Linked DNA regions of Homo sapiens: region 2 is linked to region 1. Evidence: chromatin loops called from intact Hi-C (ENCODE). Cell type or tissue: PC-3. All regions are shown on one strand. Links, peaks and the distances in the headings refer to the core of each region. The heading gives the core; the rest is flanking DNA.

What was found. A loop is a pair of places that touch in the nucleus more often than their neighbours do. Peaks named below come from ENCODE experiments on the same cell type or tissue, not always from the same donor. Only the 100,000 strongest peaks of a DNase experiment are listed, where the experiment ranks them.
Region 2: a loop joins it to region 1, with 2.6 times the contacts of the local background. A loop is called at or near these places in 2 of 110 quality-filtered maps.

What each region holds. Positions count from the first base shown.
Region 1 is chr17:72,222,608-72,239,120 of GRCh38, forward strand. LOC124900392 (a long non-coding RNA gene) reads right to left here and starts at 14,713. Exons shown (of 2, transcript XR_007065892.1): 1 at 14,344-14,713. In PC-3, for the core only: no CTCF peak of the experiment used is centred there; no DNase peak of the experiment used is centred there.
Region 2 is chr17:72,143,781-72,160,293 of GRCh38, forward strand. No RefSeq gene overlaps it. Among named protein-coding and RNA genes, the nearest start is that of SOX9, 31 kb to the left of the region's middle. In PC-3, for the core only: no CTCF peak of the experiment used is centred there; DNase peaks (open chromatin) are centred at 8,051 and 8,751; H3K4me3 peaks cover 1,732 bases; H3K27ac peaks cover 1,925 bases.

The DNA of each region.
Region 1 (16,513 bases), core at 5,180-13,179:
TTTGAGAAGTAGTGAAAATGCCTCACCCAACTGGTTAATAAAATTAGAATTCAAATCTTTCCAGGTGCAATGATAACTCCCTTTAGAGGAAACTGCTTCCCTGAAGCCAGCAGTGCCCAGAAATTACAACCGGTTTCAGCAATTAACAGAAGTAAAACATTAAAAAGCATGAGGCAAAGTACATTTGCATGCTAATAGCCCCTTCTGTAGTGCTGGGAAGCTGTGTTTTACAACAAAGCAGATAACTTTCCCACTATAGCAATATTAACCCTTGGGTTCTCACTCCAGCTCCTTGCCCCTGATTCTAATGTCTGGAATTTGTCTGGCCATGGTTGGGGAAGACATGGGTTAACTCCACATATCAATCCATCCACTGTGGCCTAATTCTCCCTCGCTTGGGTAGGGGAAGAAAGAGAAAGAGACTTAAAAGTTTTGAATGTCTTTAGGGATAGCAAGAGGAAAGTGGAAAGACTCACCAGGGGGTGAAAAAGAAAGCTTCCCTAGAAAATACACTGGAATGGGCAGGGCAGTGCTTGAGCACAAGCTCTGGTGTCAAATGAGACTTGAATTTGAAACTGGCAGTGATATTTCCTAGTGCTGTGACCTTGGGCAGGTTACTTAAGTTCTTGGGGCCCCAGTTTGCTTATCTAATAAGGTGGAATGTAGGTTAAATGAGGCAATGAGGGTAAGACTTCTATATGCCTGGAAACCCTAATGGTTACTGTAATGGTTGTTAGAGCAGGTGGTATTTGTGGAGTTCCAGGAGGAACTTTTTGAAGAACCCTTGAGTACAAGACTATGACAAAGCCCTATGGCTTCACTGGAGATGCAAAGCAATTGTTTTTGCCTCCTGCAGAAAGTTAACCTTGGAATACGAGCAGAATATATATATATATATATATAGATAGATAGATCCCTTTTATGCTTCCTCAAGGTGGAGGCCACCAACATTTTGGATTCCATTGAAGATGACAGTCCTTGAGGATATACAGAGATCAGGAGAAAATTTTCCATCTCTATAGGAAGAAGGCAGGATAGCACAGAGCTTAGGCTTTGGAGCTGGGTAAACCTGGTTTTGAGATCCACTTCCTTTGACACTACCCAACTGTGTTACCTTGGATAAATTTCTTAACCTCTCTGTGCCTCAGTTTCCCATTGTAAAATAAAATGTCATACATCTGGGGCAAGAGTACCATGAGTAAGCACTCAACACATGTCAATTACTAAGGGATATTCCTTTCTTTAAAACTTCATTTCCCCTTGTCTTTTCCCATGACACAATGAGGAAGCAGTGCCCAAAGTATGTCATGGCTTAGATTTCAAGCCAACTCACTGAAATTAAGTAAAGATGAGGAAAGAAAAGTTTCGGTTTGTACACCCATATCCTCAGAGCTCACCACAGCTCTGACGACGGCAAAGAGAGGTTGCCGGAAGGAAACAAAAGTCCATCAAGGGCTGGCAAAATATTAATCCGGAGCTCACGGATGGGCAGTGATGCGCACCCTCTGATGGCGAGCATTCCCTTCATGTTCATGCTGCCCGTGGGCTGACAAAAGCCCACCACCCCATTCTTGCATTGTGGGCACTCACCCTGACTTGCCGTTCATCCTGTCCTGGGTCTACTTCCTAGCGACTTTCCAAGGCAGGTGTAGGGAGGGGATAGAGAGACAGAGAGTGGACTGGAAGATCCAGGGGAAGAAAAGGCAGTTCTCCAGCTCTCCCTCTAACAAGGTGCACTTCTGCCCTAGATTGATGGTTCTTAACCCTAATTGTGCATTAGAAACACATAGGAAGCTTTAAAAAATAATACACTGGGTACTCCTCCCATTGATTATGATCCAGTTTTTTCTGAGGTGAGCCTTGTACATGGATATTTGTATAGATTTTTATCTAGCGCTGCAGTGATCTGATGTGTTGCCTGCCTTGAGAACCATTTTCCGCTAACCTTCCAGAACGTGTTTGTTCTGTAGCAGTGCTGCTCAGTCTGGGATTCATGTTAGGATTCATTGGAGGACTTATTTAAAAATAAGGATGCCGACTGGGCATGGTGGCTCATGCCTGTAATCCCAACACTTTGGGAGGCCTAGGCGGGTGGATCACCTGAGGTCAGGAGTTTGAGATTAGCCTGGCCAACATGGTGAAATCCCGTCTCTACTAAAAATACAAAAAGTAGCCGAGTGTGGTGGTGGGCACCTGAAATTCCAGCTACTTGGGAGACTGAGGCAGGAGAATTGTTTGAACCCGGGAAATGGAAGTTGCAGTGAGCTGAGATCGCACCACTACACTCCAGCCTGGGCAACGGAGTGAGACTTCATCTAAAAGTAAATAAATAAATAAAATAAGGCTGCCTAGGACCCACCCTAAGAATTTCTGATTTAATTCACTTGAAGTGGAGTGCAGACATCAAAGTCAGACCTCCTCAAGCTTTTAACTCCAGACATGTAAGATTGTCCACTACAGAATAATTTGTAATAGCAAAGACTGGAGGCAACCCTCATAGGAGCCTGGCTAAGTAAACTCTTAACTTAGAATACTATGCATCAGTTAAAAAGAATGAGAAAGATTTCTCTGCGCTAATATTGAAAAATCTCCTGAATACATACCAAAAAAAGAAAAAGAAAAAAAAAAAAGCAAGAGGTAGAACAGTGTTTATAGGGTACTATGGTTTATGTAGAAAAAGGGAGAAAATAAAAATAATACAAGTAGTGACAACAGGGAACAAGGAGTGACGGAATACTTTCCAAATGGGTAAGATTAAGACTTTTCATAGGGCCGGGTGCAGTGGCTCATGCCTATGATCCCAGCTCTTAGCGAGGCTGAGGCAGGTAGATCGCTTGAGCTCAGGAGTTTGAGACCCACCTGGGCAACATGGCAAAAACCTGCCTCTACAGAAAGACCAAAAAAAAAAATAAATCAGCCAGTCATAGTGGCATGCATCTGTAGTCCCAGCTACTCGGGAGGTTAAGGTAGGAGGATCAACTGAACCCGGATCAACGGAAGCTTCAGTGAGTTGTGATCATGCTTCTGCATTCCAGCCTGGGTGACAGAGCAAGATCCTATCTAAAAAAAAAAAACAAAAACAAAAAACAAACAAAAAAAACAGAAAAAAACTTTCATGATGTCTTTATTCTCAAACATGTAAATTACCTATTTTAAAAATAAAGCTTGTGGCCAGGCGCGATGGCTCACGCCTGTAATCCCAGCACTTTGGGAGGTCGAGGCGGGCGGATCACGAGGTCAGGAGATCGAGACTATCCTGGCCAACGTGGTGAAACCCCGTCTCTACTAAAAATCCAAAAATTAGCTGGGTGTGGTGGTGCATGCCTGTAATCCCAGCTACTCGGGAGGCTGAGGCAGGAGTATCACTTGAACCAGGAAGTCCAAGTTTGCAGTGAGCCAAGATCATGCCACTGCACTGCAGCCTGGCAACAGAGCGAGACTCCGTCTAAAATAAAATAAAATAAAATAAAATAAAATAAAATAAAATAAAGCTTGTAAAATGAGCAGCCAGGTTTGAAAACATTGATCTCGGGTAAAGTCAGCAAACTGTAGCCAGGAGCCAAATTCAGCCTATTGCCTGTATTTTTTTTTAATTACAATTTTAATTTTAGAGCAATTTCAGGTTTTCAAAATTATTTAGAATACAGAATTTTTCTGTATACCCCACACCCTTTTTTTCTTTATTAACATCTTGCATTATGGTGGCACATTTGTCACGATGAAGGAACAAATATTGATCAATTATTGTTAACTAAAGACCATACTTTATTCAAATCTCCTCAATTATGCCCTAATATCCTTTTTGCATTCCAGGACCTCACCCTGGACACCACACTACATTTAGTCATAGTAAGTCCTTAGCCTCCTCTTGGTTGTGATAACTTCTCAGAGTGACTTTCTTTGTTTTTGATGACTTTGACAGTTTTGAGGGATACTAGTGGGGCGTTTTGTTGAGGATTCCTCAATTGAGATTTGTTTTTGGTTTTTTGGTTTTTTTTTTTTTCTTGATTAGACTGGGATAATGAGCTTTGGGGAGGAAGACCACAGATGGAATGTGCCACTCTCGTGATCATGGTATCTCCCCTGCCAGGTAAGTATGGAAAGTGCCACTCTCATCACATCAAGAGTCCATGCTGTTGGCCAGGTGTGGTGGCTCACGCCTGTAATCCCATCACTTTGGGAAGCCGGGGCAGGTGAATCACCTGAGGTCAGGAATTCGAAACCAGCCTGGCCAACATGGCAAAACCCCGTCTCTACTAAAAATACAAAAATTAGCCGAGTGTGGTGTTGCGCACCTGTAATCCCAGCTACTTGGAGGGCTGAGGCACAAGAATTGCTTGAACCTGGGAGGCAGAAGTTGCAGTGAGCTGAGATCGTGCCACTGCACTCCAGTCTGGTGACAGAGCAAGAGTCTGTCTCAAAAAAAAAAAAAAAAAAAAAAAAAGTGCTTGTCTACATGTCTATGTGAAAGTCCTTTGTTGACATTAAAAAAAAAAACATCCATGCTATCAATGAGATTTATTGATATCGATATTAACCTGGCTCAGGTAGGGTTTGCTGGGTTTCTCGCACTTTGTTTCTCCCTTTCCATACTCTAGTTTTTGGAAGAAAGTCACTATGTGTAGCCCACACTTAAGGAGGGGGGAATTACGCTCCACCTTCTCAGGGGTGGAGTAGCTACATACATTATTTGGAATCCTTCTGCACAGATGTGTCTGGTCTCTTCCATTTGTTTACCCAGTCATTTATCTTTATCATTATGAATCATGGGTATTTACTTTATATTTTGGGGGTTATATGGAATATTACTTTATTTATTTTAATTATTTTTTTTTTTTTTGAGATGGAGTCTCGCTCTGTCGCCCAGGCTTGAGTGCAGTGGCATGATCTTGGCTCACTGCAAGCTCTGCCTCCCAGGTTCACGCCATTCTCCTGCCTCAGCCTCCTGAGTAGCTGGGACTACAGGTGCCCACCACCATGTCTGGCTGATTTTTTTTGTATTTTAAGTAGAGATGGAGTTTCACCATGTTAGCCAGAATGGTCTCGATCTCCTGAACTTGTGATCCTCCCGCCTCGGCCTCCCAAAGTGCTGGGATTACAGGCATGAGCCACCGCACCCAGCATGTGGGGGTTTTATCGTTTTGCTTTTTTAAATTTCATTTTGTTTTGGTGTTGGTTTTTGAGCATTTTCTTACTTTCTGCCACTACGAGAGGCTCCTGGCTCGTTTTGCGCATTTCCTGCTCCAGTAGAGTCAGCTATATGAGCCCTGGTTCTTTCTATAGACAAATGGTTTTAGGAACTAAGACCAGGCACTAGGTGTTCTCATTGTTACTGGAGTGTTAGTGCTTCTAGATTCTTCCAACTGACAGAGCAAGGAGACATATATACGTGTGCTAACCTGTATATATATGCAGATCAATGAATATTTCTACATGTAATTATCTGTTTCTACATTAAGCTAAATATGGATTTGTACTTATGTCTCCAACTCGAATCCATTAGCACACAGATCATTCCCATCTCCTCCCCTTGCTTATCTGTGAGCTCCCATTCTAGCAATGAAAAACCTGGCTCCCACAATCTTTGATCCATTCACTGAACTGTCCAATTCTGGCCTTTATGCATAATGGTTTCAGAATTGCTAACCCTTATCTTCCCCACAAAAAAGTGTGTGTGGGGGTGGGTAGAAATGCCAATACAGTGCTTGTATACAGCTCCTTTTTTTCTAGTATTATTATAATAATAATTATTATTATTTTTGATGGAGTCTCGCTCTGTCACCCAGGCTGGAGTGCAGTGGTGTGATCTTGACTCACTGCAACTTCTGCCTCCCAGGTTCAAGCGATTCTCCTGCCTCAGCCTCCCGACTAGCTGGGATTACAGGTGTGCGCCACCACGCCTGGCTAATTTTTGTATTTTTGTTACAGACAGGGTTTCCCCATGTTGGCCAGGCTGGTCTCAAACTCCTGACCTCAAGTGATCTGCCCGCCTTGGCCTCCCAAAATGCTGGGATTACAGGCATGAGCCACCGTGCCAGGCCTACAGCTCCTTTTTCTTTCAGTCTTACAGACTTCACTCACTTTCAAAGTTACTTAGGTCAGTACCTTATTCCCTGACCTCATTCATTGATGTTCTTTCATACATTTGTAAGACTTCTACATCCTTCTGTCACATCTGCATTCCACCCTGGGATCCCTCAAACTCTTAAATAATATTTTTAAAACATTGTAGACATTAAGGTGCACTTTTCTGCTGTAAAGTTCTATGGGTTCTAATGAATGCCTAATATCTTATACTCACCATTACAATATTATGCAGAATCATTTCACTGCCCTAAAGAAGTCCCTGTGTTTCACCTATTCATCCTTCTCTCTTCTCTGAACCCCTGGCAACCAACAATCTCTTTACCAACTCTAGGTTCTCTTAACTGACAGAGCAATGAGACCTATATTTTGCCTTTTCCAGTGTGTTATATAATTGGAATCTTACCCCATGTAGTTTCTCAGACTTACTTCTTTCACTTAGCAGTATACATTTAAGATCGATCCATGTCTTTCAATGGCTTCATGCCTCATTTCTTTTATTGCTGAATAATATTCTATTGTATAAATGTACCACAGTTTATTTAGTCATGTACCTATTGAAGGATGTCTTGGTTACTTCCTGCTTTTGACAATTATGAATAAAACTGCTATTCAGATGCAGTTTGTTTTTGAGACAGATTTTCACTCTGTCACCAAGGCTGGATGGAGTGCAGTGGCACGATCCTGGCTCACTGAAATGTCAGCTTCCTGGGTTCATGTGATTCTCATGCCTCAGCCTCCTGAGTATCTGGGATTACAGGCATGTGCCACCATGCCCAGCTAAATTTTTTTGTATTTTTAGTAGAGACAGGGTTTCATCATGTTGGCCAGGTTGGTCTTGAACTCCTGACCTCAAGTGATCCACCCACCTCAGCCTCCCAAATTGCTGGAATTACAGGCGTGAGCCACCATGTTCAGTTCACATGCAGAATTTTGAGTGGACATGTGTTTCAAACCAGTTGGGCAAATATCTAGGAGTGTGATTGCTTGATTGTAGGGCAAGACTAGTTTTATAAGAAACGGTCAAATTGTATTCCAAAGTGGTTGTACCATTTTGCATTCCCACCAGCAATGAATGAGAGTCCCTGTTGCTCTGTATCCTTGACAAAAGCTGGTATTGTTAGTTTTTGAATTTTAGTCATTTTAACAGGTATTTCATTGTTTTAATTTGCAATTCCCTAATGACAAATGATATTTATTATCTTTTCATATGCTGTTTGCCATCTATGTATCTTCTTTGGTGAGAGTCTGTTCATAATTTTTACCCATTTTTAAATTGAGTTGTTTGTAGATTGTGTATTTTGGATACATGTCTTTTTTGGATATATGTTTTGTGAACATTTTCTCCCAGTCTGTGGCTTGTCTTTTCACTTTTATGTGATTCTATTTTGCATAGCAGAAGTTTTCCATTTTAATAAAGTCTGACATCAATTTTTTCTTTCATCAATTGTGCTATTGGTGTTATAAGAACTTGTCACAGACCCAAGGTTATGTAGATTTTCTGTTACTTTTTCTTCAAGAAATATTATAGTTTTTCATTTTATGTTTAGGCTCATGTCCATTTTTAGTTCATTTTTGTGTAAAGTGTAAGATTTGTGTCTAGTTTTTTTTTCCATATGGATATCGAATTGCTCCAGTATCATATGTTGAAAAGATTATCCTTTCGCCGTTGAATTGCCTTTGCTCCTTTGTCAGTGATCCACTGACTGTGTTTGTGTTGGTCTCTTTCTGGGCTTTCTATTCTGTTCCATTGATCTATTTGTCTATTCTTTCACCAATATCACTCTGTCTTGATTAGTATAGCCTTAGTGTGAGATATCTGGTAGTGTGAATCTTGCAATGTTGTTGTTATTCTTCTTCAGTATTATGTTACCTTGGCCCTTTCATATAAGCCTTAGAATCAGTTTGTCATTCTCTATAAAATAGCTGCCTGGGATTTTGACTGGGATTGTGGTGAGTGTACAGAACAAGTTAGGAAGAAATGATATCTAAACAATATCAAGTCTTCCAGTCCATGAACATAGAATATCTCTCCACTTATTACATTTTTGTATTTTTAATCAGAATTTTGTAGTTTTCCTGGTTTTGTAAATAAAGTTTTATTGGTTCACAGTCATGCTTTTTTTTTACATATTATCTGTGGTTGCCTTCATGCTGTAACGTCAGACTCGACTAGTTGCGACAGAAACCATGTTATTCACAAAGCCTAAAACACTTACTATCTATCTGGGCCTTTACAGAAAAAGCCTGATGACCCCCAATTGAGAGTTCAAATCGCAGAGCATCTTTTCTGTGATCCTGTTTTCTACGATCTCCTTCTCCTCATGGACTTTGGAAAAGAAAACATCCTCTAAAAGAGGAATAAGAACATCTGGAGCCTCAGCAATGGGTTAGAAACTCTTCTTTTGAGGAAGTGGGTGGGGAATCAATAGTAACCTTCCTTATTATCCAGATTTCTCTGGCTGAATTTAGAAGTAGGCTTTTTGTTTGTTTGTTTGTTTGTTTGTTTTACATTGTGTTTATGTTCTAAGCTCAGTACTATTGGCCTAGAAGTATCTCAATGTCCATTATAGCAACCGGAACATAGGAGGTTTTTAATAAATATTTGATAGATGAAATATGAAATAAATTATGGCGCTGGGCACGATGGCTCACACCTGTAATCCCAGCTACTTGGGAGGCTGAGGCACGAGAATCGCCTGAATCCAGGAAGAGGAGGTTGCAGTGAGCTGAGATTGTGCTGCTGTACTTCAGCCTGGGCCACAGGGCAAGACTCCGTCTCAAAAAAAGAATAACAATAATAATTATGTAAGAGAGAAGAAAAAACAGTTACTCTGAGGTCTGCTAAAGTGCAGGAGTAACATCCTCAGGAGCTATGGAAACAGAACTAGGGACAACTGGCACAGATGCATGGGCCATGTGGCTAGCAGCAGATGTATGGGAAGGAAGGTCCTTCTCGTAAAAAAAGCTGTCAGATAACACCACGCACTCGTTTTCACACTTAGCAAATGTAGTCTTGAGTCGTGTCTGCACCAGTACTAAAGCGATATGGAAATAATATTAACCACCATCATGTTCCAGGCACTGTGCGAGTGTCTTTATAGAATACACCAATCCACACAACAGCTCCAAGGTAGCCTTTAGCGTTCCTGTTTTGTAGTTCTGCAAACTACCAAATCAGATAGCAAAATGACTTCCTTAAGATCTCCTTGTTTTGAAGTAGCAACACCAATGCTAACTGTCCTGGGGAAGAAGAATCTTGCTCTACATCACACCTTCCAGCTGCATCAAGCACCAGCAAATAGCACAAGATGCTGTATAGCTCCTGGCTTTCATTCAGTCAGCATGTATAGATGCCCATCTCCAGGGATGTCAAAGGAGTATCATAGACGTTACAATACTAGAAAACATCTTTCCATGTCTGTGAATGTCTATCCCTAACCCTAGTCTGTCAGTCAATCAGTTGGTCAGCCAGGGGAGTGACTTCAGTTGAGGACACAGCCCTCTGCAGCAGGTGTTACAGGGACATCAGCAAAGGGACAGACCTACTTCCTGCCCACAGGAACCTTATGCTCTCCTGGGAACTCACATACCCCTGCCCTACAAGGAAAGTCAATGAATCCATTAAAAACTGCAGTGAGACAAATGATCATTTCTATACAGATTTATATACACCGGCATTGGTTGAGTGTGATTAAAAAGCTGTGGAGCCTTCAAACCCTTCAATTATTCATGCCTTTCATTTATATAACAAATCCTCATCAGTGTCTGATTTCCACTGTTCAAGTAGCCATTTAAAAAAACTAACATTTTTGGAGCACTTAACTAATTATTTGTAGCATTTTTGTGGTAGATTTATATAGACCTCACAATATATCAACCATGCAAGGTACCTAGGACAGGAATTATTATTATACCCATTTCAAAGATTTGTATATCGAGGCTCAGAGAGGTAAGGTGATTTGTCCAAGGTCACACAAGCTGGCAAGACAAGGCCTGTCCACCAGCCTACAGTTCCTTTGCTATTGTCATGTCCCCAAAGTTCTTGTGCCCTAATCCTTTCTCTCTAACCATGTAGAATAGAAAGAGTAGGTTCCTAAGAGTCAGAGAAGAAGACTCTGGCATCTCATGACCACTTGGCTAGACTCCTTCCCCAGAGGGGAAACTTGCTCTGAGCAAGTTTCAAAGAATGTCCTCATTCAACTTCTGACCCCAGTAGTGGCACAGCCCACATGTGAACCAGAGAAAAGTGGTAATCAATAATGGTGACCTTGTTTTTTCAAGCTTTTGTTGAAGGTCACAGGTGTTCACAAACTCTTCCCTCTCTTCACCCACTAATGTCTTAGATCCTTTCTGAAGGGCAGGCTGAAGGGCAGAAAGGTTAAATGGATTAACTATTCCATGCATGGGCAGAGATTATGACCCAAGTCCCCATGATACTAAGGCTGATCTCCAATCACCCATCCAATGCTGTTCACCTTGGAAAAGATCTGGCATGGTTTACTAATGATGGGCCAGGTGCCACAAGCATTCCAATGCATGCTTTAAAATGCATTCTCAGCAGTGGGAATGGACTTGCCTACATCCTTCAAACTCATTCCAGACAGGAGATTATTTTATCTTGTTCACTCTGGTGTCCTGACACCAAGCACAGTGCTTGGCCCATAGCAGGTGACCAATACATCTTTATTGAATGACTGAAGCTATCTACACCACCTCTGTCCTTGAGCTAAGTCCATGACACAGAGGCCAAGCAAGATCAATCCATTTTCATGGCATTGAACTTACAATCCTGGATGGACTCTTTCTCATGCTACACGGACTTACACAAACATGGTTATAACATACAACCAGAATGGAGGAGGGGCACCGTGAGGATTGAAGGAGGCAAGGTAAGCAGGTGCTGAGCTCTGAGCTTCACACTATCTGGACTGGAGAGACCAGTTCACTGATAAATTAAAGATGCTCAAATGTAGAAGATCCTTGGCAGGAAGGAAGGGTCTTGAGCCATTTTGAAGCAGGCAATTCATTTTGTGATTCAAGATTCCAGATTGGTGGTTCTAAAGATTAACTTGTAGAAAACTCAGAAGTACTAGATAGAATAAATGCCTGCCTTAGGGGGAAGTATTATTATTATTGCTTTATTTTTCCCTGGGAGGAAGAATTACTACTACTCGATGACTTCTACTACTACTACCATTACTATTACTATTTCCTTCTCTGACCCCTTTTTTCCCTTTGGCTTAAACGTCTTACTAGAATTACTCAGGAGATCATAAAGAGAGAGCTACCAGCACTCTCTTCCCCAACCCCCACCAAATTTGTTTTAAAAATATGTATGAAGCTATAGAGAGAGGCAGATCTCAGAAGATTGGGCAGAGCTACCGCAGCTGCAAAGTTATAAGCCCATAAATAAAGTTTATGGTTAAACTGGCCTGACCTGGCTTTGCCCCTAGGTACAGAAGCAGTATCTTGTCATTAGTATGCAGAATACATCAGCCTGAAGTCTGCTCATTTGTTCTCAAGCCACTTGGCTCTATAAATCTTTTGGAAAGGGTGGGGCGGGGAGTTGGGGAGCCAAAGTGAGGGGCAGACAGAAAAAGAGCAGGGGAGGGAGGAGATGAGCCAGGGCTGCTAAGAGGAGTTTCTCTACTGCAACCCAACAGGCGGCCACTGGCTCATGTCACTTGGTGGAGGGAAAATCACAGGTCCCATAAAATAAACTATTTTGCTTCTCCAGCCATAGATAAAAATGTGAGAGACTATGGGAAACAAAATCTAAGCTGTAAGACTTGAACTTTGTTTACCCCTTCTAGTTCAAAAAACAAGTTCAAAGTTACTTGTCCCAGGATTTTACTTAAGAAGGAAAAGCCTCCCGCTTTTTTGTTGCTTATTTTTGCCTCTGTCTTGTTTTGATGGTTTGTTCTTCAGTCCAAAGAAAGGACTGGATTTTGCTCTCCCACACCACACAGAGGGCTCTTGGAAAAGCTGATGGGGTCGTTTTCAATACCTCCATCCTCAGCAGACCACTGAGTGGGGGGGATGCTCAGCTCGCTGCCATCTCCGCTGAGGAGTACATAGGAGAAAACACAAGGACGAAGGGGCATGCAGGAAAGCTGAGCTTGCAAACCTCCCTGAACTCTAGGGTATGGAGAGCTGATGTAGTTTGCTGAAGATGAACATTTATTTCTCCTTTGTTGGGGTAACCTTCAGTCTATTTCTCCTGCTGTAGGAACCCAGGAATGAATACTGATTCTGCCAGTCTCTTTTCTGGAGACCCTGGCTGCCAGTGGAAGAAAGGACATGGGGGAAGAGGTGGGTCTTGATAGTTGTTGCCTCTTCAGTGCTTTCACATTTCCCATTGGACAGCAAGCAAAGAGGCATGTTTTCTTCAGTCTCCACCAGGGCAGAAAGGACACATCTGGGCGCCTTGGAAAGCTGTTGCCACGATCATCGCAGAGCCTTGCCAGGGAAGGCTGGTGGCAGGGAAGGGCAGGAAGATGCAAAAGAGGGCCTAAGCACCACTCGGAGACCGCCCATCCCCCAACATTGTTGTCTGCATGAAAGATGGTTAAAATTAACCTCAGGGGCAGCCTTCAAGGGGAAATTGGAGGGAAGGTCTTACAGGGCCTCAGGGCTGTGGGTGGAGGAGGGGGCTAGACTGCAGTTTCCAAGCTGTCTGTGCCAATTCCTGATGACTTGGGGTTTTTTTTTGTTTTTTGTTTTTTGTTTTTGTTAGACAGAGTTTTGCTCTTGCCGGGGCTGAAGTGCAGTGGCGCCATCTCAGCTCAACCTCTGCCTCCTAGGTTCAAGTGATTCTCCTGCCTCAGCCTCCCGAGTAGCTGGGACTACGGACATGCACCACCACACCCGCCTAATTTTGTATTTTTAATAGAGATGGGGCTTCACTACGTTGGTCAGGCTGGTCTCGAACTCCCGACCTCAGGTGATCCACCTGCCTTGGCCTCCCAAACTGCTGGGATTACAGGCATAAGCTACCTTGCCCGGCGGACTTGGGAGAACTTTCAGGTGGTGGGTTTGTAGTTGAGCCTCAGGCCCTTTATTTTAAATATGCATTTTCTTCCTTTACTCCAGGGATTCCCACCTGCAGCATTATTTATATTTGAGGCTAGGTAATTTGTGTGTGTGCATGCAAAAATGTCTCTAGACATTGCCACATGTCCCCGAGGGCAAAACTGTCCCCAGTTGAGAACCACTGTTCTACAAATCTCCTGCCTTTTGCCTCTCCAATTCAGTGGCCAAGAGTCAAGCATGGCCAAGGGCAAGCAGGGCCCAAGGCAAGTAGCAAGAAAGGAAATACAAAAGGAGGCCCTCAGCTTCCAGAGTTTCAGGAATTTATTCCTCCAGAGTGCTTTTAAACTCATCATTAGAACAAAGAACAAACACATACAAGCAAAATGATTCTTCAGGTCAGGCTGCACAATTTAGCAAAAAGGAATACTTTTTGTTATTTTAGTATGAGCATGTCCTACATAGTATTTGGAATATACTTTTACTAAAGAAAAAAATGGTCGTTTATTCGAAATTTGAATGCACCTGAGCATCCTATATCTTATCTGTCAACAGTATCTTCAGGTAGAGGTAATCATACGGGGAAAAAATCCAGAAGGAGAACACATGTCCTCATTGGGCAGAAATATCCCATTTTGGCCAGATAGGGTGGCTGATGTCTGTAATCTGAGCACTTTTGGGAGGCCAGGGTGGGAGGATTGCTTGAGCCCAGGAGTTTGAGACCAGTTGGGGCAACATTGGGAGACTCCATCTCCACACACACAGACAAAAACATTTTTTTAAAGTTAGCCAGGCATGTCACTGCACTGAAGCCTGGGGAAGGAAGGAAGGAAGGGAGGGAGGGAGGCAGGACGGGACGGAGGCAGGACGGGAGGGAGGGAGGCGGGGGGGGGGGGGCAGGGAGGGAGGCAGGCAGGGAGGGAGGGAGGCAGGCAGGGAGGGAGGGAGGGAGGGAGGCAGGCAGGGAGGGAGGGAGGCAGGCAGGGAGGGAGGGAGGGAGGGAGGCAGGCAGGGAGGGAGGGAGGGAGGCAGGCAGGGAGGGAGGGAGGGAGGGAGGCAGGCAGGGAGGGAGGGAGGGAGGGAGGGAGGCAGGCAGGGAGGGAGGGAGGGAGGCAGGCAGGGAGGGAGGAAGAGAGGGAGAGCAACATGAAAAAAAAGAAATATCCTATTTTCTTGGAGCAGGATTTTACCTGTAATCGAAAAAACGTAAAAGAAGACAGCCCTCACCTTCAGACCACTGAAGCACTCTCAGAATTCTGGCGGCCCCAGATGACCAGGGAATGTGTGAGTGATAGTCTAGACTCCTCTTGGTCTGGAAAAGCGGCCTCTGCTCCCCACTGGTGGTCCTATTTGCACACCCACATTGGAGAATCTTCCCTCTGCGCTTGGCTGCAGAGGAAATGTGACCCTGGGTGGCCGAGTCTCTGCCAAGCTTTATCTGGAAGGGGAGATGTGACCACTTCATAAATCCACACGGAACAAGCATGTTTTCTGCTGGAGCAGGAGATCTTCACTGGCCTTTTTTTCTGTCATCAATCTTGTTTCCTCTTTGAAGGAGAGGGCCCATTACTCATGTCCTGACAGAATCAAAAGAGAGAAGGAGGGGCCCCGGAGAAGAAGAGAGACCTAATGCGGCAGGTGCAGCCTCTGAGAATCCGGGGCGGAGATGGAGAGGGGGCACAGGTGTGGGAAGGGGAGACTGACACAGCCGGCTCTCTGGAGGAGCTCACCCTGCTGGCTCAGCTGAGTTTAAGGGGGAAGCTGCTCCTGGGGAGAGGGAATAGGAAGCAGAAGGGGATTCATCACCAGCACAGACACACAGCTGCGTCTGCAGCTCCTTCAGACCGTCAGAACCTCTGGTTCAGGAGCAGGAACACAGGTGTCAGACCCACGTCTCCATCTTGCCCTGGCTTCTGACTCTGGGCACCCACTCCCCCATATAGGCTCACATTGTTCGTTTGTTAAGTGAAGGGCCTGACCCAAATGCTTCCTGGATTCCCTCATGTTGTCAAATTTGACCTTGGACTGTTCTGCTTTGCCTTCCATTTCCTTCCTGTGGAACAGGGGGATGCCCAAGCTTGGGCTGTTTTGCCATTTACCTCCTTTGGTGAAATTCTGACACTCTGAGAATCCCTAGGAAACTCCTGAGTCCTGTGAATTTCTTTGCAGTTGATGCAAAGAGATATGACGTCTAACGGGAGGACACAGCCTCTCAGAGGATTAGCCACCAGGAATCCTAGTGGCTGAGGATAAGCAGTCCTCCTTTACAGGGTAACCTCGAGGGAACCAGGTACCTTCTAAGACTCAGTTATACCCACCTGCAAAGCGGGGAAAATAATGCCTGCACAGCTTACCTATTGGGACAGCATTTGAGACAGCTGCTATGGAAGCACTTTTTTTTTTTAACATAGAACAAAGCTCGCATACATTATACATAATTGTACACACGAGTGCGATACATGCACATACAACACATACACACGCAGGGCGATGTGAACCCAGCAGTCCCTGGACTTCGAAAATGGAAATGAAATAAGAGTGTGTCTGGGAAGGGAGGAGGCCAGGTCTTGGGGAAGAAACTGCCAGTCTGTCTTCCCTCCAGGACAACAGCTGAATCCCAGAGCCTCATCAGACAGGCCCTCCATGTCTCAGTAAAACTAAACTGACAAGCATGACCCCTCCTGCACAGTTCACCTTATTGAAGCTGTCTGGTAGGTGAGACATTTATTAACATGGATGGACTGCCTACTGAGAGGGCCCTGCTGCTGGGCTCAGCAGAGCGAATTCCGTCCCCAGATGCAATAAGTCTCCACTTCAATGTGGAATGTGATCATGTCCTCCTTGCTGAAGGAAGGTCGTGCTTTTGACGTGAGGATTGTTGATCCACAGAGTGGAGGAGCTCCAAGTGCAGATTCCAGCACCAGGAGGCATGTCGTTCCACAATTCTGGACTGGTCACTTCAAAACTCAGTTTCCTAATCTAGAAACTGGATAAAAACTGTTCAAGGAAGAAATAAGAACAGGGAGGGAGAGCGGTAAAATAATCACTGATATGGTTTGGCTGTATTCCCACCCATATCTCATCTGGAATTCCCACGTGTTGTGGGAGGGACCCCGTAGGAGATAACTGAATCATGGGGGTGGTTTCCCCCATACTGTTCTCGTGGTAGTGAATAAGTCTCAGGAGATCTGATGGTTTTATAAAGGGAAACTCCTTTGGCTTGGCATTGATTCTCTTGTCTGCCACCATGTGAGATGTGCCTTTCACGATTGTGAGGCCTCCCCAGCCACATGGAACTGTAAGTCCAGTAAATCTCTTTCCTTTGTAAATTGCCTAGTCTCAGGTATGTCTTTATCAGCAGTGTGAAAACAGACTAATACAATCACTGACTGCATCA
Region 2 (16,513 bases), core at 4,637-12,636, 79 kb before region 1:
TTGACTCAGGATTCAAGGGAGAAAAAGAAATCTATCCACTTATTTGTCATAATAATTGCCTCTCTTGCCTTTTGATTATTCGAATCAAAAACTATATCAGGGAGGAGGTGATTCCTGGAAAGGATGCAGAGTTCCCATCCCTATAGCATGTAAGCAGACTATTTTATAACCCCCAATTCTTAGTCACACTCTCAACTGACAGTATATGCTTCTGAAAAGACAGATGATATCCCAGAAAGAGAGAACATAATACCACCAGAGCTGCTGAACTTGCACCATGTTTACTTTTGATCATCTCTCTTTATAGGGCTCTGGGATCTGCCCACTGGACTTTATTTTCCACCTAAGGGATTATTACCCTTGCTGGGCCCTGAGTTCATTTTCACCCCCAGTGGTCTCAAGCCATAAATTTCAAACTGCTTTTAACATGGCCAGACAGATTTGTAAGACTCCTATAGACAGCATACAATTAACCATCTCCTGTCAGCTGGAAAATCAGTTCAATAGCCATTCAAGTTCATGTCCAAACCCCTTTACATTAACGAAAGCTTAGAAAGGTTCCTTGACTCTCAGAGCTAGAATCTCTCAGAAGCCGTGGAGACAGGAGGAACTCTGAAAGGGGAGATAGAGTCAGCTACCAGAAAGGAGGGCTCTGCACATGTCAGATGCTCATACAGGTTATAAGTCAACACAGTAGCACCAGTTACTTTTTTTTTTTTCACCCTGATCACTTTTTTGGAGCAGCTATGCAAGTAAGTCCTACAAGATACCAGCCTGTTGATTTTTAGTAGTCTGCTCTGTCCCTGGAAATTGATGTGCAAGTAGATACTTACCAGGGGCAAATAGCAAAATGGCCAAGTGAACATGCTTGTCAGTGGCTGAGGGCACTGGCATGAATCATAGAGTCTACAGATTATTTCTGTAGCAAAGTAGAAGGAAACACTGCTGCACGGAGCAGGTCTCTCATCCTTGGCATTGGGGCCGTGGCCACCAACTCAGAAGAGAAGCACCATAGCCAAGCATCGTGATGGGTGATGCCCAGAGTAAATGCATGTGTCTTTCCAATGAAAGTGTGGGGCGAGACTGATTATTGCGCAGACTTCACGAGCCAAGATGGTGGGGGACTAATACAGATAAAAGACAAACAAGAAAGCCTTCCATAATCCTGGCTCAACTTACCTTGCTGATTTGGTATCTTACTATTCTCCTGCTCTTCAACCATTCTATGCTCCATTCACATCAAATAACTTATTATTCCTCCTTCTTTCTCCTCCTCCTACTTCCTCTTCTTCTTCCCCCTTCTGCCTTTCCTTTTTCATCCCCAAATCTCTTGGGTCTGCTTTTGCTAATATTCCTCCTTCCATCTGAGATGCCTTTCTTTTTAACTGTAAATCTCTATATATTCAAATTCTACTTGGATTTCAAATCTCATCTCAAGTGTTACCTCCTTCTTTTATAAAGCCTTCTGTTATTACCCCTGAATTCCATTTTATGGCAATAAGAACTTTTTCTTGGAGTAGTACTTTTTGTGGTTATATCTTCTCTCCTATTATTAGATTGTACATTCTTTGAAGGCAAAAGTCATGTTCAATTCACCCTGATAAAGCTAGAATGAATACAACAATGCCTTAAACACAGTATGTGATAGGCACTCCATAACCACTAATATGTTAATGAGGACACGGAGGTGTAGTCAAACAAATAGACACACTGGCTAGATAGCTTCATCTGCATACAGTTTTTCAACTTGTCCAAGACTGAAGTCATCTTGTCCCCCAAGTCTTTATTTTCTGTTAGAGTGAGGGGTCTCAACACCATCCAGTTAAAAATTCTCAAAGCATCCTCAACTCTCCCTACTCCCATGCCTTTACAATCAATCCCCAAGGCCTCCTGATTTTACGTACCAAACATTCCTTTAACCCGTACCCCTCTTCCCTGCAACCACCGTCCTAGTTAGAAATCCTTTCTCCTAGATTATTGCATCATCCTTCTTATGGGTTTCACCAACTCAAGGGTTACACTTGTCTACTTCATACTCCATTTTGTCCAGTGAGTGATCAATCTAAAACAATCCTGATTGTACCAATCTCCCAGGTTAAAATATTTCAAAGCCTCCCCCTTGCTTATAGAATAAAGTCCAATCTTTTTAATCCAGCCTGGAAAGTTCTTGGTTATATGGTCTTTCTCTACTCTGAAGAGCTTTATCTCTTGCCTCTCCTTTCTTTGCTCTTTAAGGAGAAAGCAACGCTGTACCCCTTGATGCTCCTTGCTGTATCTCCCCTAGCTGTGGCTGCACATGAGTGATCCTCTGTGCTGATCCTCTGATCTCTTCTCCTGGGTACTCCTGCTTACTCATCCTCTAAGCCTTAGCTGAGAGTAAGCCTTCCCTCCTCCTGGGCTGTGTCAGCCTCTCCACTGCACTCTCAGACCACTTTCTTATTCTCTCCTCCTACCGTTTACCACATTACATTGCAATCATCTTTTCTCATACCTGCCTCTCTCATGAGACTGAGCCTTCTGTGATAATGATCAGTATTTTATTTTATTTGCATGTGCAACCAGAATAAAGAGTAGCCCCAACCCCCCGCTTTTTTTTTGTCACTTTGTAAATGTCATTGGGGCAATATGAAACTTTGGTAGAATGCTTTATTTCCTAATTGCTAAGATTCCTACTACTTCCAAAGATTCAGAAGGAAAACACGATGCTCCAAGACGGGTCAGGACTCTTGCCCAGCTAGCTTTCATCTGGTTCATCCTGGCAAGATTGGGAGAGTTGATGGAAATACTTCAACTTCCCTGTACCCAAGCCAAGGGTTCTTATTATGAGATGACCTCATTAGTGACACATCATTATTTTAACCATATTCAAAACTGAGATGTGTGGAGAAATAGAAAGTAAAAAATAAGAAGAAGAAGAAGAAGGAAAAGGAGGAGGAGGAGGAGAAGAAGAAGGAAAAGGAGGAGGAGAAGAAGAAGGAGGAGGAAGAGGAGGAGGGGAAGAAGAAGAAGAAGAAGAAGAAGAAGAAGAAGAAGAAGAAGGAGAAGGAGAAGGAGAAGGAGAAGGAGAAGGAGAAGGAGAAGGAGAAGAAGAAGAAGAAGAAGAAGAAGGAGAAGGAGAAGGAGAAGGAGAAGGAGAAGGAGAAGAAGAAGAAGAAGAAGAAGAAGAAGAAGAAGAAGAAGAAGAAGAAGAAGGAGGAGGAGGAGGAGGAGGAGGAGGAGGAGGAGGAGAAGGAGAAGAAGAAGAAGAAGAAGGAAAAGGAGGAGGAGGAGAAGAAGAAGAAGGAGGAAGAGGAGGAGGGGAAGAAGAAGAAGAAGAAGAAGAAGAAGAAGAAGAAGAAGGAGGAGGAGGAGGAGGAGGAGGAGAAGAAGCAGAAGCAGAAGCAGAAGAAGAAGAAGAAGAAGAAGAAGAAGAAGGAGGAGGAGGAGGAGGGAAGGAAGGAAGGAAAAGGAAGAAGGAAGGAAGAAGGAAGAAGGAGGAGAAGAAGAAGAAGGAGGACAAGGAGGAGAAGAAAGAGGAGAAAATAAAATAAGCCACACTGAAATTTCCTGATTAAAAAGAAATTTTTAACCATCTAAAAACTGGAAACCCCCATGAGGTTGCTACAGTTTCTCTCCCTTTGTCTGGAAATGACAATATGAGCAGTGAGATCTAACAAAGTTCTCTGAAAAATACAGAAAAAAATTGTCAAGTCCTGAAATGCCCGCAGAATGCAGTCTAGGCCTTGAGCCTTCTGTGAGGGAAAGTAATTGCGGTTTTTCCCATTACTTCTACACCAACCTAATATATAGCTCCACATAATAACGTTTTACCTGGGGTTACTATTCTAGGCATTGAATAAATCAATTAAGAAAGGCTTTTCCCAAAATGGAGCCTGCGCGATGTTTGAATTTTGCTATCTCCTGCTTCACACTCTTGATCTTTCTTCGCGGTGGCAGCTCTGGTAACCCCCTTTCCTGCTGCCCACAGCCAGCTGTGTAGGAACGAGAGGGACATGCTGCATGAAAAGGAGTCTGATTGCTGAGGAGCAGGGTCTGGGGAAACTAAGAGCAAACCACCTATACAGCCTGGAGGTAATGAGACCTGGGTTGTCCTTCTGTCTGCAAATTGGAATCAAAGTGATTATTTTTACTGTACCGTTGTTCTGCTAGATTTTAGCTGAAGCTTTATCAAAGCCTGGTTCATTTAAAACAGTGTTTCTAGGGGAAAAAAAATACATTCCAAATTCCAAACAACAAGGTTGCAAATGAAGGTGTGGGAAAGAGTCTCTTTTTAAAGTGGAGATGCCACATGTCTTTGTTAATTAACCAGAAGATTGGAGTCAGTATTCCTCGCTGCTTTCTCAATACCTTCAGTTCTTACTGAACTTGTCATTAACCCAAACATCCTGCTTTATTCCCATCAAAACTGTTTCCACGTTTGTTGTTCTTCGTCATCATGATCTTTGTGCAATGGATTTTTGAAACTAAAAATCTCAGGACTTCACTTTTGACCCCATTGAATTTCATTTGGCTTGTTTTGATGCCTGGCTACCAGACTCTTCAGATCATTTTTAATTCTTATTGGTAATACTATCAATATTGGTTATCCTGTATAACTGTTGATCATCAACACATTTCAGAAGCATTTCTTTTATGACTTCATCTAATTTTTTTTAAATTAAAGTGCTAAGTAGGACCATGGTAAAGTAGAACTCAAATGATCTTCCCCTGAAGATGTTCCCTCACATTAACACCCTTCTATTAATAGCATTGAACAGTCAAAAAAGGTTTGTAAGATATGGCAGCCATCCTAAGCACAAGGGTAAAGAAGCTTGATATCTGCCTCAAATCCCTCCACCCTGTCATGGGTACCAACCAGGTGTTATCGAAAAGGGGTCCCAATCCAGACACCAAGAGAGGGTTCTTGGATCTTGCACAAGAAAGAATTCAGGGTGAGTCCACAGAGTAAAGTGAAAGCAAGTTTATTATGAAAGTAAAAGAATAAAAGAATAGCTATTCCATAGACAGAGCAGCCCTGAAGGCCGATGGTTGGCTTTTTTTTTTTTTTTTTTTTTTTTTTTTTTTTTTTTTTTTGAGATGAAGTCTAGCTCTATCGCCCAGGCTGGAGTGCAGTGGTGCGATCTCGGCTCACTGCAACCTCCACCTCCCGGGTTCAAGCGATTCTCCTCCCTCAGCCTCCTGAGTAGCTGGGATTACAGGTGTGCACCACCATGCCCAGTTGATTTTTGTATTTTTAGTAGAGACGGGGTTTCACCATGTTGGCCAGGCTGGTCTCAAACTCCTGACCTCGTGATCTACCCGCCTCAGCCTCCCAAAGTGCTGGGATTACAAGCGTGAGCCACTGCACCCAGCTGCCCATTTTTATGGTTATTTCTTGATGATATGCTAAATGAGAGGTGGATTATCCATGCCTCTCCTTTTTAGACCATACAGGGTAACTTCCTGACGTTGCCATGGCATTTGTAAACTGTCATGGTGGTGGCGGGCGTGTAGCAGTGAGGATGACCAGAGGTCACTCTCCTCACCGTCTTGATTTTGGTGGGTTTTGCCAGCTTCTTTACTGCAACCTGTTTTAACAGCAAGATCTTTATGACCTGTGTCTTGTGCTGACCTCCTATCTCATCGTGTGACTTAGAATGGCTAACTGCCTCAGAAGCAGCCCAGTAGATTTCAGCCTTATTTTACCCAGCTCCCATTCAAGATGGAGTTGCTCTGATTCAAACGCCTCTGACACAGGTATCACGCTAGAGCTTTATGAGTTAATACCAGACTGTTGATTGGTCCTCATCACACCCTCAAATCAAGGCCTTATAAAAAGAAAATTTAGAATTATCACCTGTTTTAATTACATTTAGTGAAAATATCTATTTTGAGATATTAAATGATAATATAGAAATATTTATATTTCTCAAACATGAGCTTTAAAAAAAAAGTGTGAGAACTGCTGCTGAAGTGCCCAAGTCTCACCCTTCAAGCCTCTGGGTAGGTCAGCAGCCCCATTAATGAGATGTCTTTATCTCTCCTCCTCAGTGACACCGTGAGGCAAAGCTAAGCAAGTCAAAATCACTTAAGAGGCAGTTATTTCATCTCTGACAATCAAATCTTGTTCTGGACAAAAGAGAACACTTTATACCATGAGGCATTTTATAGATAAGCTGCTGAGAACTCCCAGCACCCACAGTACAATCAGGTTCATCAGCTGACCTTTTATCTTCCCGTGTGACAAAGCAGGGACAGACCCTTCCCAAGGACACAATGTGATCATGAGCGGTCCAGTCCCACGAAGCCTGGTCTTCACTTCTTTTGCCACCAGCAGGGTGGTTGTATGGGGGGGTGGGGGGTGGGGGCAGGGGGAACAGGGATAGAGGCATGTAGGGCTTTGGGGGATTAGTCAGAGCCATCAGTCACCTAACACTTGAAGAGATCTTCTAAAGGAACAAGAGACAACGGAGTGGAAGGAGAACTATCTAGAGAAGAAAGGAAGATGGTAATAGCTAACATTCCTTGAGTATCTACAACATGCCAGGTATGTTCTAGGCACTTCGCATGCCTTGTCTCAACCAAACAACAGCCTGATGGGGAAAAGGCACTAATATCTCAATTTTACCTGTGGAGAAACTAGGGCAACAAAAAGTTAAGTCAAAAAGTCAGTATCAGATAGTTGGTAAACAGCAGAGATGGGATTTGAACCCAGATAATCTGGATCCAGACTCTGCCCTTGAATTCTCCGGCCTCCCCAAGTGTGGTGGTGTTGGAAGTGAGATAGAGCAGCCCCACTGTGCCAAGTTTTAAGTCTTTCTTCAAGGGCGTGCAATGGAAACACTACAAGAGAACGGCTTGCACCGAACACATTTTCAAAGTCCTTGAATAAAGGCTGTCTCTGCCCTTTTTCCTGGGCCCTACTCTCACCCTAAACCTCGGTATCTTCTGCCCCACCTGCTCCCACACGGTGGCTTCTCCCCCAACATCTCCAATGACAACTAGGTTGGCAATATTTGGGATCCATTTGTTTTCGATTATACTACACGCACTCACACCTCCTCCTTGGTCATTTCGTAAGAGGTCTGGAGAGGTTTTGGAAAGCATTCATTCCTTCCACCTCATAGAACCTTCTCCTTCCCATTAAGAGTGGCCACCCCAAGGGTATATTCCACTAGGAGAGGGGCTGGGGCTTCCACTGTGAGAAGGAGGAGGGGGAGAAGAGGGAAAAGAGGGAAGAAAAATGGAAAAGGAGGAGGGGAGGAGGGGAGAACAGAGAGGAGGGGAGGAGGAGAGGTCGGGAGAGGAGGAAGGGGGAGGGGAGGTGGGGAAGGGGAGGAGGAAGAGGTTGTCTCCTCAAAGGAAGAGGCTTTTCCCATGGAAATGCACTGTGGCTGGTGCCCATTAGCATCCCTATGCATAATAAGGGTTCAGCCTATTGTCATGCAAATTAATTCAGATGACAACACTCTCTCCTCGACAACACTGCCCCAGCACAAGGAAGTTTCTCACACTGTCTCAGCCAATACTAACCGGCCTCTACGCCATCTTTCATAATTATTTTTCTCCCCTTCACTCCTGCAAGGTTTGTTCTCAGCTACATCCCCCTTCACTTCCCAGCTGCTGTTGGCTCCTTTTCATCCCGGAACAGTCAACATCATCGCCATAAACAAAATACAATGTTTTTTAAAAATGAATCAAAACCAGGGGAAAAGTTACATTTCAGATCAATGCTGAAAACGAAGAGTTTGACTAAACAGAGAAACCAAGTAATTTCCAGGCTTCCACGGAGCAGCGACTCCTCTGTTCCCTTTTCCCATTGTGGAAAGATTCCAAGCAGCATCTCTTCTCTCCGGCAAGCAGCATTCTCCTGTGGGTCACTCGGGCCCTGATAAGACAGATCCTCTGTGTTTGACTATAAAGCAGTGACTCATCCTTGCCATTGTTTGTCCTGCCGACCTCTTAGTCCTGGCCACTGACCAAGTATTCCTGCTTATCCACATCAGCAGGCTTAAGTTCAGCCACCAGGCCACTGCCACCGGCTGAGGCCAGTTTTTACCCTGAAGCGAGTCCTCTGTCAACTCTAACCCAAGAGCCAAGAGAAAGAGCAAACAAGGGTGGCTTCAGACCAAGCCAGAAGGAGGTGACGGCAGAGCTACAGCTCATTCGTGCTGTAGGCGCAGCCTCTAAACCCTCTTTTCACCTCTCCACCCCATGGATATCCAGATACTTTGTCCCTAACCCTTTACTGGCCTGAGCATCTGATCCCTGCAGCCTAAAGTTAAGAGCTGGCACTCGCTCTCACTTCTGTAACTATGCCTTCTTGTTCTGTACACAGCACACTAGACTAGTTTAAAGCACAGTTCCAGGTTCTGAAGATCGAGTTCAAATCCTGATTGTCTATTTTCTAGCTGCACAATCTTAGACAAGTTACTTACACTGTGTGCTTCAGTTTACTCATCTATAAAAAGGAGGTAACAATTGTTACACACCTCCCAAGGCTGTTATGATGATTAAACACATAATACATTGAAAGTGCTGAAAACGATGTCTGGTATGCTGTAAGCATTTTAAATAAAATGTTAGCAAGGGTTATTAATTAATTTTCCCAGACTTCACCTTTTTTTTTGGTTTATCTGACTTACTCCCCTTTCTAATTGAGCCAAGTTCACTCCTCTACTTATTGCTTCCAACCCTACTCCAGGCAGCCCCGTTCTGGTTTCTTTTGCTGTCCAAAATGTTTTGCAACAATAAAATGCATAATATCATGCAGCATTGCTAACACAGAAAGAATGTGACCCAGAGCCTACCCTTGTCCCAAACACCAAACTGGTCCCTGACAGTCCTGACATTTCTACCACACATTTGAGTAGATGAGGTAAGGAAAGACAGGGGCAGAGAAGGACACAGTAGAAATAAACTGCAGCTTACACATTATCTGAACAACAGAAAGGCTTTGTAGCCAGACAAATTATATGCAAATTATATGCAAATCTGAATGTAAATACTTTAGGCCCAGGGAGAAAATCCTTGAGGAGACATTCCCATTCCCTTCACCCTCACTTCCCAAGCTGCATTTTCTTTTCTGATTGGTTAGTCGGGAACTCATTATGAAGATTCCAAGGTGCATATAATTCTCTAAAGAAGTTCATTCTACCTGCTTGTCAGGGGTCAGAGGCTGAAGAGACCTCAGGAAGGCAACATTACTGCAGCTTACACCTCCAACCGAAGGGAGGGCTACGTCCATTCAACTCCAAGCCAAGACAAAGAGGAAACGGCCTGGATGGCTGTGGACTAGCTAAGAGCTAAAGAAAGGACAGACCCCCTCAGGGACCTTGGGCTGGGCTGGACAGGGTTACTTGCCTGGGGAGCTAGGTGGCACGTTTCTTTTCTTTTTTTTTTTTTTTATTATTATTATACTTTAAGTTTTAGGGTACATGTGCACAATGTGCAGGTTTGTTACATATGTATACATGTGCCATGTTGGTGGCACGTTTCTTAATTTTGGTTAGAGGACATGCACTTGCTGAAGCTCACTCTACCAGGATTTGCTCACATTGTTTTAGGTATTTGACCAAATTTGAAAGGACGCATACACTAATTTGCTTGGAGGTGGGAGCAGAAAGTGGAAAAGGGGGGAGAAAAACACAGCTACTTCATTCATTCATTCAACAGAAACTTCCTGGGGCTCTACTGAATGTTGGGCAGCACCCCCAGCCATTACGTAGGAGCTTTCATCTAAGCTTCTCAGAAGCTAAGCATTCCACACTGAGAAAACTCAGTCTCAGAGGGCACACCTTGCTGTAAGTTTAATGCCAGCATAGTTGCTGAAAGAAAATCAGATCTATAACTACATTGCTGTCATGAGTGAGTGGTTATGGTTTACCTCTGCTTTCCTTGACCCTCCCATTGGAAATGTCCCCTGTTCCTTCCCTTCCGGGTGATGATCATGCCTTATATTTCACAGAGAAGATGGAAGCCATCCCCACTAAACCTACAGATGCAGCCCCACTTTAGTCATCTTCTCCTCCTCCTTCCCTGATGCTTCAGGGGAAAACAAGTCCCTTCTGCTATCAAAGACCAATTGCTCCAAATCCTCCCCAGGGACCTGCGGGCTCAGTTAGTCCTCTCTCCGGGGCACCTTCAAACTCCCTTTCACTTCTTGAGCCTTCTTGTCTGCATTCAAACAACAGGTCAATCAATATATTAAGTGGATTACCTGCATCATGCACTTAGATTAATGCTTGTTACATAGCAGGTGTGCCTAAGAGTTTCCTATAATCATTCTATGAAAAGCTGATCAATCTTACTAGTATCGGGAACAGGCATGAAACACCAATGAGATTTCATTTTTTTGTGCAAGAGCAGCACTGTCTGGCAGAACTTTCTGTGATGGCAGAAATGCTCTGTATGATCATTGTTAATATGATCGCCTCTAGGGCAATGTGCAGTTATCAAACATTTGGAATTTGACTGGTATGGCTGGGGAGCTGAATTTTTTTATTTTATTTCATTCTAATCAACTTATATAGCCATACATGCATAGTGCTTACTGTATTAGTTAGGTAACACTGTTCCAAATATCTCGCAAAAACTTTAAAAAAATTGGCATTACCCAGCATGGCAGAGAGTGTGGAAAGACAGGTGCCCCCATACACTAACAGTGGGTGAGTCAATAACTATGGTCCTTTGTAGGGCAACATGGCAATATTTGTCATTTCAAATATGCATTCTTCAAGTTCTCAGAATCTAGACTAAAATAAACTCATATAAGGGCACAAAAACTCATATAAGAGTAAGAAATTTGCAATTTGCACGTGTTTGTTTCCAATTTTTCCCTATTGCAAATTATTCAATAATGTATGCCTTTGCTTATCTGTAAACAGAAGATAATAACAGATAATAGGCTGGGTGTGGTGGCTCACACCTGTAATCCCAGCACTTTGGGAGGCCAAGGCAGGGGATCCCTTGAACCCAGGAGTCCAAGACCAGCCTGAGCAACACAGGGAGACATAGTCTCTACAAAAAATAAAAAAATTAGCCAGGTGTGGTGACATGTACCTGTAGTCCCAGCTACTCAGGAGACTGAGATGGGAGGATTGCTTGAGCCCAGAAGGTTGAAGCTGCAGTAAGCCATGATTGAGTCACTGCACTCTGGCCTGGGCAGCAGAGCAAGACCTTGTCAAAAAAAAAAAGTATATGTGTGTGTGTGTGTGTGTGTGTATATATATGTGTGTGTGTATATATATACACACACACATATATATACACACACACACACACACACACATATATATATATATAAAAAATAGATAATAATCATGCCCAGGGTTATTGAGAAGACAGAAGTCAATTTATCTTAAATGCCTAACAGAAGTTCTAGAACAAAGGAGATGCTAAATAAATGGTAACTATTATCACTTTTTTTTTTTTTTTTTGAGATGGAGTCTTGCTGTCACCCAAGCTGGAGTGCAGTGGCATGATCTCAGCTCACTGCAACTTCTACCTCCCAGGTTCAAGCGATTCTTCTGCCTCAGCCTCCCGAGTAGCTGGGACTACAGGTGCGTGCCATCACACCCGGCTAATTATTTTTGTATTTTTAGTAGAGGTGGGGTTTCACCATATTAGCCAGGCTAATCTCGAACTCCTGACCTCGTGATCCACCCGCCTCGGTCTCCCAAAGTGCTGGGATTACAGGCGTGAGCCACTGCGCCCACATGTGATAACTATTATTAATTAATAATAACAGTACTAGCATTGAAAACTCAGGATTGGGATCAAAGCCTTGTAACCCCATTCTTAAGGCTTCCTGGTTGTATGATTAGCAGAATTCAAGACGGACCTGCTGTCTCGGGGGAAGAAACCTTCAGAGGAGAATGTAATAGAGAGGTCTCAATCACAGGAGGGCATACTGCTCAGACTCCGTACTCAGTACTCTATCAGGGCAAAGGGTGCAGACCAGTGGTTCTCAACTATAGGGGATTTTGGACACAGACTGCCCAGATCTAACCCCAGCCCTTCCTCTCAGGAACTCTGCACCATGGGGAGTTACTCAGACTCTCTGGCCATAGCTTCTTCATCTGTAACATGGAAATGATGAAGATAATAAAGAGAGTGTGTCCCAAAGGGAAAGATTATATGGCTTAATATAAGCAAAATGCTTAACTTTTGTGTCAATTGCATAGCAGATGCTATAGCGGTGATGATCCCTGTTATTTGCCTAGGCCCATGGTATGGCCCAGACCAAAGTCGACCCCCTTTATACTTCAGTACTCGGTACTAAAATAAACCATGTGCTAAAATAAACCCCAGAGCTCAATTCATTTCTACTTAGAATCACTAGAGATGTGAAATTTCCAGAAACTACAAAATTTGAAACTATAAAAAATAACCATCACAAAAACTTTCATGTATATGTGTCTGTGTGTGATGGAAGAGAGACTTTGTGAACTTTTATAATTACTCAGTGCTGCTTGTATACGGCACCCTTGAAAGTTTGAAATCCTTTGGAAGGATTAGAAGCACAGGCATGTTATAGAGACTTGATTTGTTTATTACCTTGCAGTGCTGGGCATGTTTTCAAACTAGAAATGGGTGAGGGGCGTGGGGCTGGAGAGTCACAGGCTGTGAGAGTGACTGCCATCAGGAATGACAGCATGGTGTCGGTCACTGTCAGTCAGGGATGAGTCAGGAATTGAGGTCCCATCCACATGCATCCTCAGCCTCGCTGCTTCTCCTTTAGCCCAAATGGCTCCTTCCAGATTCACATCCCACCCTCACACTCCCTCCATCTTTTCTCTTTCTCTGTGTGATGGAAACAGAGTGAACACTGCAGTCCCACTGACCTGTGTTGAAATTCCAGATTTTTCCTTTGTGTCCTTGGGCAAGTTATTGAACTCCCCTGAGCCTGGCTTTCCTTACCCGTGGGGCTTGTTCTCAGCCAGCTCTCAGATCCCTGCTAAACTCTGAATGGCGGATAAAGAATTAGGCTTGTGCCGGGCGCGGTGGTTCATGCTTGTAATCCCAGCACTTTGGGAGGGTGAGGCGGGTGGGTCACGAGGTGAGGAGTTCGAGACCAGCCTGGCCAGCATGGTGAAACCTCACCTCTACTAAAAATACAAAAATCAGCCAGGCGTGGTGGCAGTCGCCTGCAATCCCAGCTACTCGGGAGGCTGAGGCAGGAGAATCGCTTGAAACTGGAAGGCAGAGGTTGCAGTGAGCCAAGATCTAGCCATTGTACTCTAGCCTGGGCGAAAGAGTGAAACTCCGTTTCAAAAAAAAAAAAAGAATTAAGTGTGGACTCCTCTGTCATGGCTAAATTCCCTCCTTCCCTGTGACTTCATATGCTGAAGTCCTCACCCCTGGTATCTCAGAATGTGATTGTATTTGGAGACAGTGCCTTTAAAGAGGTAATTAAAGTAAAATGAAGTCTTATGGGTAGGCCCTAATCCAATATAACTGTTATCTTTACAGTAAGAAAAGATTAGGATGCAGACACACACAGAGGAACGACTGTGTGAGGACAACACAAGGCAAAGACACCCATCTACATGGCTGGGCACAGTGGCTCATGCCTGTAATCCTAGCACTTCGGGAGGCCAAAGCAGGGGGATCACCTGAGGTCGGGAGTTCGAGATCAGCCTGACCAACATGGAGAAACTAAAAATACAAAATTAGCCAGGCGTGGTGGCACATGCCTATAACCCCAGCTACTCGACAGGCTGAGGCAGGAGAATCGCTTGAACCCAGAAGGTAGAGGTTGTGGTGAGCCGAGATTGCACCATTGCACTCCAGCCGGGGCAACAAGAGGGAAACTCCGTCTCAAAAAAAAAAAAAAAAAAAAAAAAGACAGCCATCTACAAATCATGGAGAGAGGTCTCCAAAGAAACAAATCATGGCAGACCCCTTGATCTCAGACTTTCAGCCTCCAGAACAATGAGAAAATGATCTAAGCCATCCAGCCTGTGACACTTTGCAATGACAGCCCTAGCAATTCCAAACAGGTTGGAATTACAGAAGGGAACCAAGACTTGGTTGAGAGGCTTGCTTCGTTTAATGGAAATAAACCTTGACCTCTTTTTCTAGTAGAGGTCACTGAATTCAGCCATGGACTTCAGTAGGGTTGTTCTTACGCCTCCTCCAGACGTGCGATAGCACAAAAAAAGAAACTGAGATCCTGGGATCATTTCCAAAAGCCTTTTTTCATTACCAAAATGTGTCTTTCCTAGGCCAGTCTTCCATCATCTCTCTCTCTCTTTTTTTTTTTTTTTTTTTTTTTTTTGAGACGGAGTCTTGTTCTGTCGCCTAGGCTGGAGTGCAGTGGCGTGGTCTCAGCTCACTGCAAGCTCCGCCTCCAGGGTTCACGCCATTCTCCCACCTCAGCCTCCTGAGTAGCTGAGACTACAGGCGTGTGCCACCACGCCCAGCTAACTTTTGTGTTTTTAGTAGAGACGGGTTTCACCCTGTTGGCCAGGATGTTCTCCATCTCTTGACCTTGTGATCTGCCTGCCTCAGCCTCCCAAAGTGCTGGGATTACAGGCATGAGCCACCACACCCAGCCTCCATCATCTCTTTCTTTCTTTTACTCACCACTCCCCACCACCCTCTACCCTACACACACAATTTCACAGATAGGGGGAGGCAGACAAGTGCTTGCATCTTCTGCTGCCTCTAGCTCCACCAGGAGAATGCAGAGACCCAAGAAACCACAACACAAAGGGAAAAAGAAGAAACCGTGGGATCTAACCCATTTCCTTCCCACTTGTTACCTGGTTCTCATGTAACCCAGTCTTAAATGTCCAATGTCCCTGTTGCATGGTTTTTTTGAGGGCCTGAGCCCATTGAATTGTTTTCATTTCCCTAGATGCCCCCTTGTGCCATCAACAAAGACGGATGGTTGGACCCTCTGGCTACCTTCCATACGACTTTATTTGCAAAATCCAGGAAAAAGGACTGGGCGTGGCATTAGAACCCCTTATCAATGTGGAGATGGGCGGGGAAGACTAACAGAGCGGAACAACGGAAGACAACCCTGAAGGCAGCTCTTCCATCAAATGAGTTCTGCTTTAGATTTCACAACTCACACAAAACATCACACTACGCCTGCCAATCGTCCCAGCAGGGGAGTGGGGGGGCCGTTGGTGGGGGAGAAAAAAGCAAAGGCATCATTCAAGCTGCCTGCCCTGAACCCATCATCCCCTGTGTGTGCGTGGACTGTGCTGCTCTGTCCTCATAATTCACTTCCCCGAGGTGTCACGGTGTGAAGGGCCCAGGCATGCTTCCTCATGGTTTCCCTAATCCTCCCTTGTCAAGTAACATATGCATCACTCCCTCGGCCTCAACCCAGTCTTGGCAGATCCTCCACCAACATCTGTTGCCCGAGGCCTGCCTCATACAAGCTTCTCCTTCATCAAATGACAAGACCAGTAGGTAAAACTCATCTCTTCCTTCCCTTTCTGCCAGCTCACAGCTTGGGGTCCCAAGGTCTAGCACTTCAGCGTCAAACAAGCACCAGTCAGGCCAAGAGGCGGAGGCGGCCCCAAGAGTGTATCGCCAGAGACATCTTCCTCCCCATCCCCCATCAGAAAGATGCCCTGCTGACCTCCTCAACAACATCAGTAATTTGTCTTGGAGAGCCGCCATACCTACAGCAAACACAGGAAGGATTAGAACACAACATATGCTGCACAGCAACAGAAACATGCTAAGGTCCTTCCTGAGTCTGAAGGATTATTGAGGGGGAGGAGAGAGAGAGACAGAAAGCAAGAAAGATGAATGTGGAATAAGAGAAACCCCATTTATTCATCCAATATTGAAAGGAAATGGATGCCTTAGAACTGGGTGTGTTGAAGTCAAATCCGATATGGGCTTTAAAGCCCATTGGTGACAGATGTGGACTTTCGCCAAGTCAACCACAAAATAGGATCAAAGGAAGTTGAAAAACAACAACAACTGGGTCTCCCTGGCTAAAGTTTTTTGCTGCCCTTGGAATGTTGGCCCAGTGGACATCATCAGGAAGTGGAAGAAAGACTAGGAAGGGCTACATTTAAATAAGTTAGAAAAAAATAGAAAGATCCAGAAGCCAGTCTGATGCCTTGAGGATTTGGGGCATTCTCCTCGCGTAAAGAAGCAGAAAACACCAGCTAAGGTGGAGACTGATGTCTAGAACCAGTACTGCTCCTTAGAGAGGAAATCGCTTCACCTTATTCAAGAGAAACACATGTTGAGCCATAATCAGTGCATTTCACAGGCGAAAGGGACAGTAAAGTGTTGGGAGTCATAGGCCATATTATTTGGGTTCAAATACAAGTTCTGCCACTTTTTAGCTGTATGACCCTGGGAAACTTCTTAACTTCTCTGGGTTTTATTTTCTCATCTAAAAATAGGGTTGATAATAATAGTTGTCTTAAAGGGTTAGAAGGATAAAATATCCCCATATAATATGCTTAAAACAACGTCTGGCAAGGGTAAAAACTCAATAAATATTAGCAACTATTTTGATATTAATTTGTAAGAATAAATTTACCTCCTATAG